Regions from separate parts of the Homo sapiens genome. Here region 2 is linked to region 1. A link is an interaction called in ENCODE POLR2A ChIA-PET data of the cell type or tissue named here. Cell type or tissue: CD4-positive, alpha-beta T cell. All regions are shown on one strand. Each heading gives the region's core, and the rest is flanking DNA. Links, peaks and the distances in the headings are about the cores only.

Region 1 (5,341 bases), core at 276-5,275:
TAAGATCTTGATCCACTTAGACCGTTTGCCTGCTTTCTTCTTTTGTCCTTCACTTTCCATCTTCTGATTTTGGTTTGTTTGTCTTGTTGTTTTTTTGTGGTTATTTTGATGTCTTGGAAATGTACTGTATAGGTGTGCTAGGAGTATCATAACAAAATACCACAGAATGGCTATTTTTAAAAAGAGAAATGTATATTCTGGGAGTCCTGGAGTCTAGAAGTCCAACAGCATGGTGCCAGGAGAGCTGGTTTCTCTAAGTTCTCCTTTCTCCACTTGCAGATAGCTGCCCTCTTGCTGCCTCTTCATGATCATCCTTCTGTGAGGGACATACTTGATGTCTCTCTATAAGTATTAATCGCCTCTTCCTAAATGGATATCAGTTACATTCCAGTAGGACTTACCTTAAGAGCCATATTTTACCTTAAGTACCTCTTTAAAGCCCTATCCCCAAATACAGTCACATTCCCAATACTGGAGATTAAGACTTCAATATGGCCAGGTGTGGTGGCTCACGCCTGTAATTCCAGCACTTTGGGAGGCCCAGGCAGGTGGATCACGAGGTCAGGAGATCGAGACCATCCTGGCTAACAGGGTGAAACCCCGCCTCTACCAAAAATAAAAAAAATTAGCTGGGCATGGTGGCGGGCGTCTGTAGTCCCAGCTACTCGGGAGGCTGAGGCAGGAGAATGGCGTGAACCCGGCAGGCAGAGCTTGCAGTGAGCCAAGATCGCACCATTGCACTCCAGCCTGGTGACAGAGCAAGACTCCGCCTCAAAAAAAAAAAAAAAAAAAGACTTCAATATATGAATTTGAGGGGGGACACAAGTCAGTCTGTAACATTTACTCAACAACTGTATCAATGTTTTGGTTTAATGTTTAATTTCTACTGTCATCATTTTTATATTTGATGGTCTTTTTTATTCTCTTTTCATTTTTATAGTATCCTGTTCATGTCCATGGATTCATTATCTTCTCTCTCTGAGAATCTTAGTTTGTTTTTTTTTCCTACATTGTCTTTGCTTCCTCTGAGTTCATTTCATATTAAAGTGTTTTCTCAAATATCTAGACAGCTTTGGCTGTTCATTCATATAGAGTGACTTATTTAAGACCCTGAAAAGCTGATTAGAAGTTCTGTGAAAATAGGTAAGACTAGACAGTGAACTTCATTGTAGGAAGCTCAGGCTGTAAACTGGCTTATTTTGTTGGATCAAGGGAGAGGATCACATTATGACGAGTGATGAGAAGTGGGCTGTAACCGTGGAGCGCAAGGGTGAAAAATCATGGGAGATTTGCTTATAATGGTCCCCCGTATGATGGGCGCCCTCAAGTCTCAACAAATTCCACATGAAGAAAGGTTCAACAGCAATGGTGTGGGATGGCTTTCTCACATGGTTCAAAAAGATGACGAGCTTCAAAAGATGAGGAGCTAGCTTAAACTAGTATAAAACTCACAGCCCAGAATGAAAGTAGGAGGGGGAAGACTTGACTAGGCAGGAACACCACACGGCAGGCAGCATCATACTACAAGCTTTTTGTGCCACCCCATTCAAGCCATCATGTATGTATCACTGCCACTTAGGCACTACTCTCTGCTACTCTCATGCAGTGGCAACAAGGGGAGATGGAGGAAAGAGCTTGTTCTGCATTACAATTAGTATTTTTATCATCAGAAGAAAAAAGAATAATTCAGCTTTTGAGAGACTGTCCCAAATGAAGGCTAGTCCAAATAACTTGCACTCAGTTTTAATAATATTTTATATGTGTCTAAAAAAACTTTTCCACTTGACTGTTCCATGAATGTGTTTTGTAAACTTTGAAACACTCTCTAAACCCTTATCAGCGCTGTTGCAGGAACTAATTCCTCCCTCCCTTAAGGGCACTCGGTGGTAAAGACCTTGCCCAGATCAACAAGCCCCAGGGCAAAAGACAGCTCTGTTTCCTTGAAACCTCTTTATTTTTTCCTGCCACACAGTGAAAAAAATGGCCTGAAGTATCATCTGAAAAAGCAGAACTACTAAAATCCACCAAGGAAAAAAAATCAGTAAAGCAATGGCTATCTTCAAGACTTTTCTCATGAAGCCTGTCTGCTTTGGGGAGAAGAGGAGGAACACTCTGCTCATCCTAGCCAAATTCTTTCTTCAGGCATTCCCCAACACCTCACTCCTCAGGTTTCTCAACCTGGAATTCCTTCTACCAGGAAAAATAATCTTCGGTTTTGTGATTCGAAATGTAGTTGAAAATGTCAATACCCGGAAATTACATTTACTTTCAATCACATAAAAATGTGTCTGAAGATCCCTTCTTGAGTGAGAGGAAGAGAAAAGTTTGTCTTCTTTGCATTTTATTTTATTTTGAACAAAATATAAAAGAGGCAGGGAAATGAGTGGAGAGGAGGAAGCTGGGAGCACTGAGAGGAGTGTGCTGCTTTTCAAACTTCAGCCACTTCACCATTCTGCATGGGGCCCAGCCCAGCAAAAGGGCCTTTGTGCTCAGGCAGGTACAAAGCAGTTTGACAAACAACCGCTCAGAGTTCCTCAGAATCAGGAAACGAAAAAAGCAAAAGATAACAAATATTTTTACAGACCATACTTCTGCTTCATTCTTTTTAACACATTGTAATTAAGTAACGTTTATTGAGAGGCAGTAAAGAGTTGGTGTGTAAAATAAACCTTTTGAAGACAAACAGTTCACCTGCCTTCCATTATTTTTAAAAATACAGATTGTGAGATTTCAAATAACATTTTGAATTAAGACATGTGGTTTTTTTCTGCTAACAAGAGCTTTGCAAAGAGCTTACTTCCTTCAAAAGCAGGTTTAAGAGAATAAGGCCCCACTGAAATAAAGCCCTTATCAACGATAGAGCCTCTGAGAGCTTGCCTTAATTCCTGAAATGCCCATTGGAAATCATTCCTCAGAATTAAGGGATTGAAAGTATTATTAGCAGGCGTGTACATTATGAGAGAGACCTGTGGTCCTATTCTATCTCTGGCACTTACAAGCTGCATGACGTTTATCCAACTTAATGACAGTCTTGGTGTTTCAGTCTCTCCTCATTTGTAAAGAGGGATAGTAATACTTCCAAAACTGTTGTGAGAATAAAATGAGATAATGTATGAAAAGCACCATGCCAGGCACTCAATAAACCATATCTATCATTATTATTTATTAGACCACTGACTATGTTCAGTCCTCTAGGAACATGACAATCTGATATGGGATCTGGGAAAGGAAAGGCTTAGCAGCAGGGATTTTGAAGGCCAGTCCTGATGAAGTCCTCTGTGAAGAGCTCTAAGCAACCAGAGATCAGCTTGAGAACACTAATGAAGAGAAAGGGGTGCTGGAGACCCACTCATAGCATTGCCCAAAGCTGTCCCTGTGTCGTTCATTTGCTTAAATGCTCAGCATAATATTTCAAAAATAACATTTCAGAAATATGCCAAATACTCCTCTTAAATATTTTTGATAGGCTGGGGCCTAAATATAGACTGTGAAGAGAGGCGGGGAAATCCAATCAACTTTTTGGATCCTAACACTACTTAAACTGTTCCTGACCATGGGCATGTGAAGAATGCTCCTTCAAAGCAAATTTGAATGCTAAGAAGAGTATCTATTTTCAGACTCAGAGAAATCTCAGTGGTCTTCCTTCCATCTCTCACTGAGACTAGACAATACTGTCAAAACTGACAGACAGATTGCCCTTGGAGTCCAAATCACCAGCACGTTCACGAGGACCAGCAAGTCTGTATCACCAACCTACATGAAGGAAAGAAGACAAGTTATAGCCTCTCACGCACAAGCCTGGTGCTTAGAGGAAAGCAAAGGAAAGAGACACTGAAGAATTTGAACAGCAAGTCATTTTAAAGCAGGATGGCTGGCAAGGGGTACAGGACTCTGAAAACTTCCATTAAGGATTTGGGATTTCAATTTTTACTATTCAGACAAATCAACTTTAGAGGCACAAATTCCCAGAAAACTCAGAATCATCCATGACAACCTTCAAGTCCTGTTTCTCCAGTCGTCACTGATTACCTTTGTTTGTTCTTTCATCAATCCTCTAGAATCTGCCCATTTCTTTCCATGACCACTGCCCATATTCAGGTCCCCACATCCCCGACCCTTCCTTAAAATCCCCCCTACTCTCTCACATCCAGAATTATCACAATCATTTCATAATGAATGCAAATTAAACCATAATGAGATACCCCAGCCAGAATGGCCATTATTAAAAAGTCAAAAAGCAATAGACGTCGGTGTGGATGTGATGAAAAGGGAAAACTTATACACTGTTGGTGGGAATGTAAATTAGTACAACCTCTATGGAAAATAGTATGGAGATTTCTTAAAGAACTAAAAGTAGGTCTACCATTCGATCCAGCAATCTCACTACTGGGTATCTGTCCAAAGGAAAAGCCATTATATAAAAAAGACACCTGCACACATATGTTTATCACAGCATAATGCACAATTGCAAAGATGTAGAATCAACCTAAGTCCCCAACCAAGTGGATAAAGAAAACGTGGTATACATATGGAATACTACTCAGCCATAAAAAATAAATAATGTCTTTTGCAGCAACTTGGATGAAACAGGAGATCATTATCCTAAGGGAAGTAACTCAGGAACAGAAAACCAAATACCACATGTTCTCATTTGTAAGTGGGAGCTAAGCTATGGGTATGCAAAGGCATACAGAGTAGTATGATGAACCTTGAAGACTTAGAAGTGGGGAGAGTGGGAGGTGGGGTGAGGGATGAAAAACCACCTACTGGGTACACTGGGTACAATGGACACTATTCAGGTGACAGGTGCACTAAAATCCCAGACTTCGCCACTATACAATTCATCCATTTAAGCAAAAACCATTTGTGCCCCTAAAATTTAAAAAAAAAAGTAATAATTATTTCATGTTTTTTTCCCAGTCTTCCTCCTACTCTTTAGAGGAAAAGTCTTCTTTAAAAAAACAAAAAGAGTCTCTAAAAATCCTCCTACATGAGAAACTGTGGCAGGATTCTCAACTAGAACACAGGAGTATTTACCTTAGAACATCTGGAAGACTGCTGAGGTGGCCCTAAGGGGACTGGGAGGAGGGAGGGTGACTGGCATGAGGAATTGAAAATAACTCTTGTAAAATCACTTATCCTCAGAGAAGACAGGCATTCACATAAAAGCTTGGCCTTCTAATAAAGCTTCAGTGTTAGGAGGGAGAGCAGGTTTTTGGTGTGATATCCGTTAGTCAAATTTTCCTCTGGCCCAGGCCCTAAGAACTCATAATTAGGTCCCCAAGAAGAAAGTGGCTGAAAATACAAACTAAAACAATTAATGTTAATATAAAGACAGAAA
Region 2 (5,341 bases), core at 195-5,194, 58 kb after region 1:
TGTAGACAGCCTTAGAAATCTTTATGAGAGAGCCCTCTGAAGATCAGTCTTCAGCTGACTCTTGTCTCTTGCATCTTCACCTTCAGCTAAGCCTGTCAATAGTCTCTTCCTTCTCAAAACAAAACAAACACACACAAAAAGGTGAGGGGATCTTCCTCCTTTCTTGAAATGTTGTCCTGGGTCTCTTTACCCTTATCACTACCTTACTGAGTCTCCCCTTACCATCAAATTTTCCAAATACTTTGCAGCCTCCACTCCTTTATTCCCCACACATTCTTAAATCCTTGTAATCTGGTGTTTGCCTTCTACTAATTTACTGAAGCTAGACTATCAGAAGTCATTATCGGATTATGTAGTAACAAGCCAAATTCCCTTTCACCTTTACAGCTCTGCAACATTTAATGTAACAGATGACCCTTTCTTGAAAATCTCCTCTTCTGTTGACATTTATAACACAACACTCTCTTGGTGTTCCTCCTCCATCTACAACCTGATTGCTGCCTACTTATCAGGCTCCCCTTTCTGCTCCTGACCCCCTAAGTTCAGGCTTTCCTAGGGGATAAGCCTTTGGAACCCTTCCCTATTCTTGTTTATACTCTCTCCCTTGACACTCTCATTCAATATCAAGACTTCAACTATGACTTTTAGAAACATGGTTCCCAACCCCTCTATCTCCAGCCCTCCAGTCTCTGCCACATTTTTTATTGCTATGGGAGACATGTTCACCTAGGTTTCCCTATAATGCTTCACCCTCACTCTGTCAATGACTGAATGTAAGACTTTGCCTTACAAATGTATTTTATTCTGTATTCTGCAGTTTATTTTATAACAAATCATATACAGTCGCTCAGGATTAAAGTCTGACTCTGATGCCCAATTCAGCTGATCAGATCTGGATTTTCTATTTAAAACTATCCTCTCCTCTTAATTCCCACTCCCACTATCCTGTTCTCATTACTTCTGTATAGACTGGAGCAATCCACTCCTCCTTTGGTACCTCTCTTTCTCTAAAGCATATTCTCACTTACGCTAATCTAATCTGAAGGTACAGCTCTGATCAAACATGACTTCATAACTTCCTTCTCAAATGCCTTTGACTGCAGAAAAAAGTCACAACTTCTTATTGTATAATATATCCCAGATCTTTTTTCTACCTTTATTTCCTAAAACACTCCATCAAATATCCAAGACCTAAACCAAATTGAACCACTCTCTCGCTCTCTGTTCCCAGAAATTCTAGCACTTCCGTACTCCAGACCCACGGTTGGTTTAAGTGTTTCTTTTTCCTGGAATGCTCTTCTCCATGTCTTTATCCTGTTCTTCATTGAAAACCAGCAAAAATAACACCTCTTTAATTAAACTTTCCTGTTATCCCCAAACCTGGAATCAGCACTCTTAACCCTGTAATGTTTTATATGGGTCATTATTTTTTTAACGATTTACTTTGTACTGCAGCAACTTTTATGTGTCCTGTCTCCCTTGGTAGACTATAATCATTATTCAAATTACTTTTGCATTCTTCATGATGCCTGCATGTTACATGGTAAAAATAATAAATACTTGATGCCGAATTTATCAATCAGTTAATTCATCAAATTTAAATGCTTCTGAAGGGGAAAAATGATATGTGAGATAGATTCCTTAGTTTCTGAAATAACTACAGTACAAGGGAGCCCATAATCAATGCTATGTGGTAGAAGAGATAACAAGTACTCTAAGACAGCCTTACTTAAAATAAGGATGACTGGGGGTAAGAGGTCTTCTAGAAGAATTTTGGTATTTAACATAGGTAGAATATTATAAGCAGAAATGCAAAGGACTACATTCCAAGTTCAATGTGAACAGAGGCACAGAGAGGAACGCGAGTTAAGGTGTACAGAAAACAATGAGTAGAACAGTTGGACCAAAGGAGAGGGTTCATGTCGGGGATACCGAAGGATAAAGCTGGAAGGGCTAGTTGGAGGGAGATCATGTGCTCTCTAGCCCATTGATGGATGGAGCTAGTGGCAACTGCCAGGAAACAATGAACCCTGGGCCCTGATCATCAGCATGATCAGGCTCTCACTTGGCCATGAGGACTATGAGAGCTTTCCTACTGTCACTGTGGGGAAGCACACTATCTTATAATGGTCCGTTCCAGGTATTTTTGTTTCCAGTTTATTTATCCATTTATTTATTCAAACATTCATTAACACCTACTGTATTCCAAACATGGTGCAAGACCCTGATGATTTCAAAATGAATAGCTATGCTTCTGACCCCTGGAGATGCACATGTCAGTAAAATTGCCAGCTTTTAGTTTTTTCCTGACTAAACTCTTATGGAGATGACATGAAATTTTATTTGGAGTACAATCTAAATACTTCTTATGATTCTTCTATGTTTGGTTTTGCTTTAGTTGCTTGTTGGATTTGTCAGCTAAATATATTGTTTTATAAAAGAGAAGGAAGCTAGGCACTTCTATTTTTACTTTAACAAAAGTACATCAAGAAAACTTTCTCCCCACAGAAACAGTAACAGATCTTTGTGATTCAGATATTTAGTTACTATCTTCTCTCTGAAAGAAAATACCAGAATTGTTTTACCTATAGGTATATTCTTCAATTTGTCACTGGTGAAATGCCCTGAAATATTTAGGCCTTGTTTAACCTAGAAATTCTAGCAGTTTTGGAGACAGCAACGCTGTTAAGAATTTTTTTCCTGAACGCAGTTACAGTAAATGATAACTGAAATTTCTTCCCCTATATCCTAACCTAACCCAGAAACTATGAAGTAATCTTCCTGAATTATTTTGTGTCCATCCGAGGAAGAGGAAGAAAAATGGATAAGGGATTTTTCTCTTTTGGATTCTTTGTGTGATCTCAAGGGCTTAAAACATTAATTATACTACTCTCAAATGAAACTGCTGACACCATTCTTTTGATGCCCATCAACTTCCTCTCTCTCTTCATCATTTCCTCTTTAAATGTTGTTTTCTACTAATATCATACTTTCTTTTATATAATAGTTATATTTTTAAAAGGCAGCAGATGAGGCTGCCCAAAGAGCTGACATAGATATCAAGTGGAAAATCAAATGTAGCAGCAATGTAGCAATAGCAAGTTCCGTATTCAATATCCTCTTTCTCCTTAAAAGAACTGATGAAGAATCTTTGAAAAACAACTTCATTGGTTTTAATGACTACTGAAAGGGAGGTGTGTAATAGGGGAATTATACAGAGAGAGGGTAAGGCAATGCCATCTGGATCCTATTGGATGGTTCAGATAGGACAAGGTGATTCTTTGAGAAATAGAGCCAGCAAAAATCCAGGAATTACTGGAGTAAGATTTCTTTCAATTTGGCACACACTCCTAGAGTATTTCTAGAGCACTGTGGTGCTAAGAACTGGAAATCCTGCCTCTTCCTCATCTGAGCCCATAGTGAGAACCTTGTATTTGGGAAAAGATCACAATGGATATGCCTAGTTTGGGTCATGCCAAACAATGGTTGCTCTTCCAGAGTCCCCAAGTAATAAGCTTTTGGCCACTGATACCAAGCTCACTGCCCACTGAGACACAAATGCCTATAGTAACCTACAAGTGCCAATATTAGATTTTCTCCAAGGTACCACATTGCCAGAACTTGAAATTACATGGTGATCTCTGAACAAAATGAACCAAAACAGTGAAAAATTGATATTGTAGTTCATTCTGTTCTAATGAAGATAGTGTCGGTCATGCTATTTCAAGTTCTTAAAAGAAAACTAGGATCAGTTAGGTATAGAACATAAATACTATAGTTCCATAGGACAATAAAAAAGAACAAGGAAAGGACAACATCATCCCTGATATCAATGGAGCTGTAAAAGATGGAAAGTGGATAAAGATGCAGTAACTAACTTAGTGTATGCTAAAGGTATTTAGATTGCATCTTCCTCTAGTGAGTTGAGCAAAGAGACACAGAGGTAGCAGACATAAAAAATAGAAGTGTAAAGCTCGGGCATGAATGAAAGAGTTGGTTTAAAGTATATAGACTATTTAAATGCCATATTCTTTTATCAAACTGAAGAATCTAGGCAATTACCTCCTCTTCATCTCACAGAGTTGAGGAATTTTTGCTGAAAATTTTAACCTGAGAGATCTAGACTTATAACACAGAAGATAAGAAGATCAAGAGCTAACAAAAATATGCATAGTAAACAGTGGGGGTAACCAGCTCCCATTTCACCTTTATGCCAAGAGCCAGGTCTCACCTCTCAGACCAAAGAGTTGATAATTCTTCTCTAGAGAGACTGACCACTTACAAGAGGATCTTACAGACACTGGATCTTGGAATCTCCCAAAAGAAAAGCTGTTCATACCTGATCACCCTTCAGAGGGAGTCACCAGAGTTCCCTTCTCCAATGGAAAATATTCCAATGAGCTTTTTATTGCTTGACTTAAATACGAGTGGGCAACAAGGATCACTAGACACTTAAGCAAAACCTTCATTATGAAGAAACTAAAACAAGCAGAAAAGAAAGAAACATAGGTAAGACAGACAATACAGAAGGCAGAAAAAGATTTTAGAATAAGCATATTAATTTCTCAGAGAGATATAAAAGAAATGAACTCATGATATATGAAAAGTATACTATAAAAGGAACAGTCAGGAAACAAGAAAGAACTTTCTGAAATTACACATTTTAAATTGATATAAATTCAGTAGAATAATTGAACAAGTCAATCAAGAAGCTCTTGAAGGAACAAAAAAGAGATGAACAATAAAAAAGAAAACATAAGAAAATTAGAGAATTAATCTACAAAAAGTAATATCCAATGAAAAGAAATCTAGAAGGAGAAGACAATATTTTAAAATAAGTAATACAGGAAATTTTCTCCAAATTCAATGACATCAAATGCCATATTAAAGCACCACTTCAGCTTAAAATGTAGACACTTCAGCTTAGAATGTAGAAAATCCAAAATGATGTCACTCTCATTCTAACAATAAGAAATGGATAACTTACAAATGATAAAAGAAAAACTTCAACCAAATTAAATTTAAAGGAGTTTAATTGAGCAATGAATGATTCGCAAATCGGGCAGCCCCCAGAATCACAGCCGATTCACAGAGACTCCAGCATAGCCATGTGATGGAAGAAGATTTTTAGACATAAAAAGGGAAATGACATACAGAAGTCGGCAGTGAGGTACGGAAACAGCTGGATAGGTTACAGGTTGGCATTTCCCTTATTTGAACACAGTGTGAACACTTAGCATTCTGTGAGTGGCTGAAGTCTGGCCGCTGAGATTGGCCAAGACTCAGTTATTGTTACAGGCGCATACTCCTGAGTTAGGTTTTCAATCTTGTCTGGCTATTA

What was found. ChIA-PET counts read pairs that join two places held together with the same protein. Peaks named below come from ENCODE experiments on the same cell type or tissue, not always from the same donor. Only the 100,000 strongest peaks of a DNase experiment are listed, where the experiment ranks them.
Region 2: POLR2A ChIA-PET joins it to region 1 with 6 read pairs; 4 of 35 experiments call an interaction of 5 or more read pairs at or near these places.

The regions. Positions count from the first base shown.
Region 1 is chr3:102,076,182-102,081,522 of GRCh38, reverse strand. No RefSeq gene overlaps it. Among named protein-coding and RNA genes, the nearest start is that of RDUR, 140 kb to the right of the region's middle. In CD4-positive, alpha-beta T cell, for the core only: no CTCF peak of the experiment used is centred there; a DNase peak (open chromatin) is centred at 2,462; H3K27ac peaks cover 2,890 bases.
Region 2 is chr3:102,018,599-102,023,939 of GRCh38, reverse strand. No RefSeq gene overlaps it. Among named protein-coding and RNA genes, the nearest start is that of RDUR, 80 kb to the right of the region's middle. In CD4-positive, alpha-beta T cell, for the core only: no CTCF peak of the experiment used is centred there; a DNase peak (open chromatin) is centred at 5,189.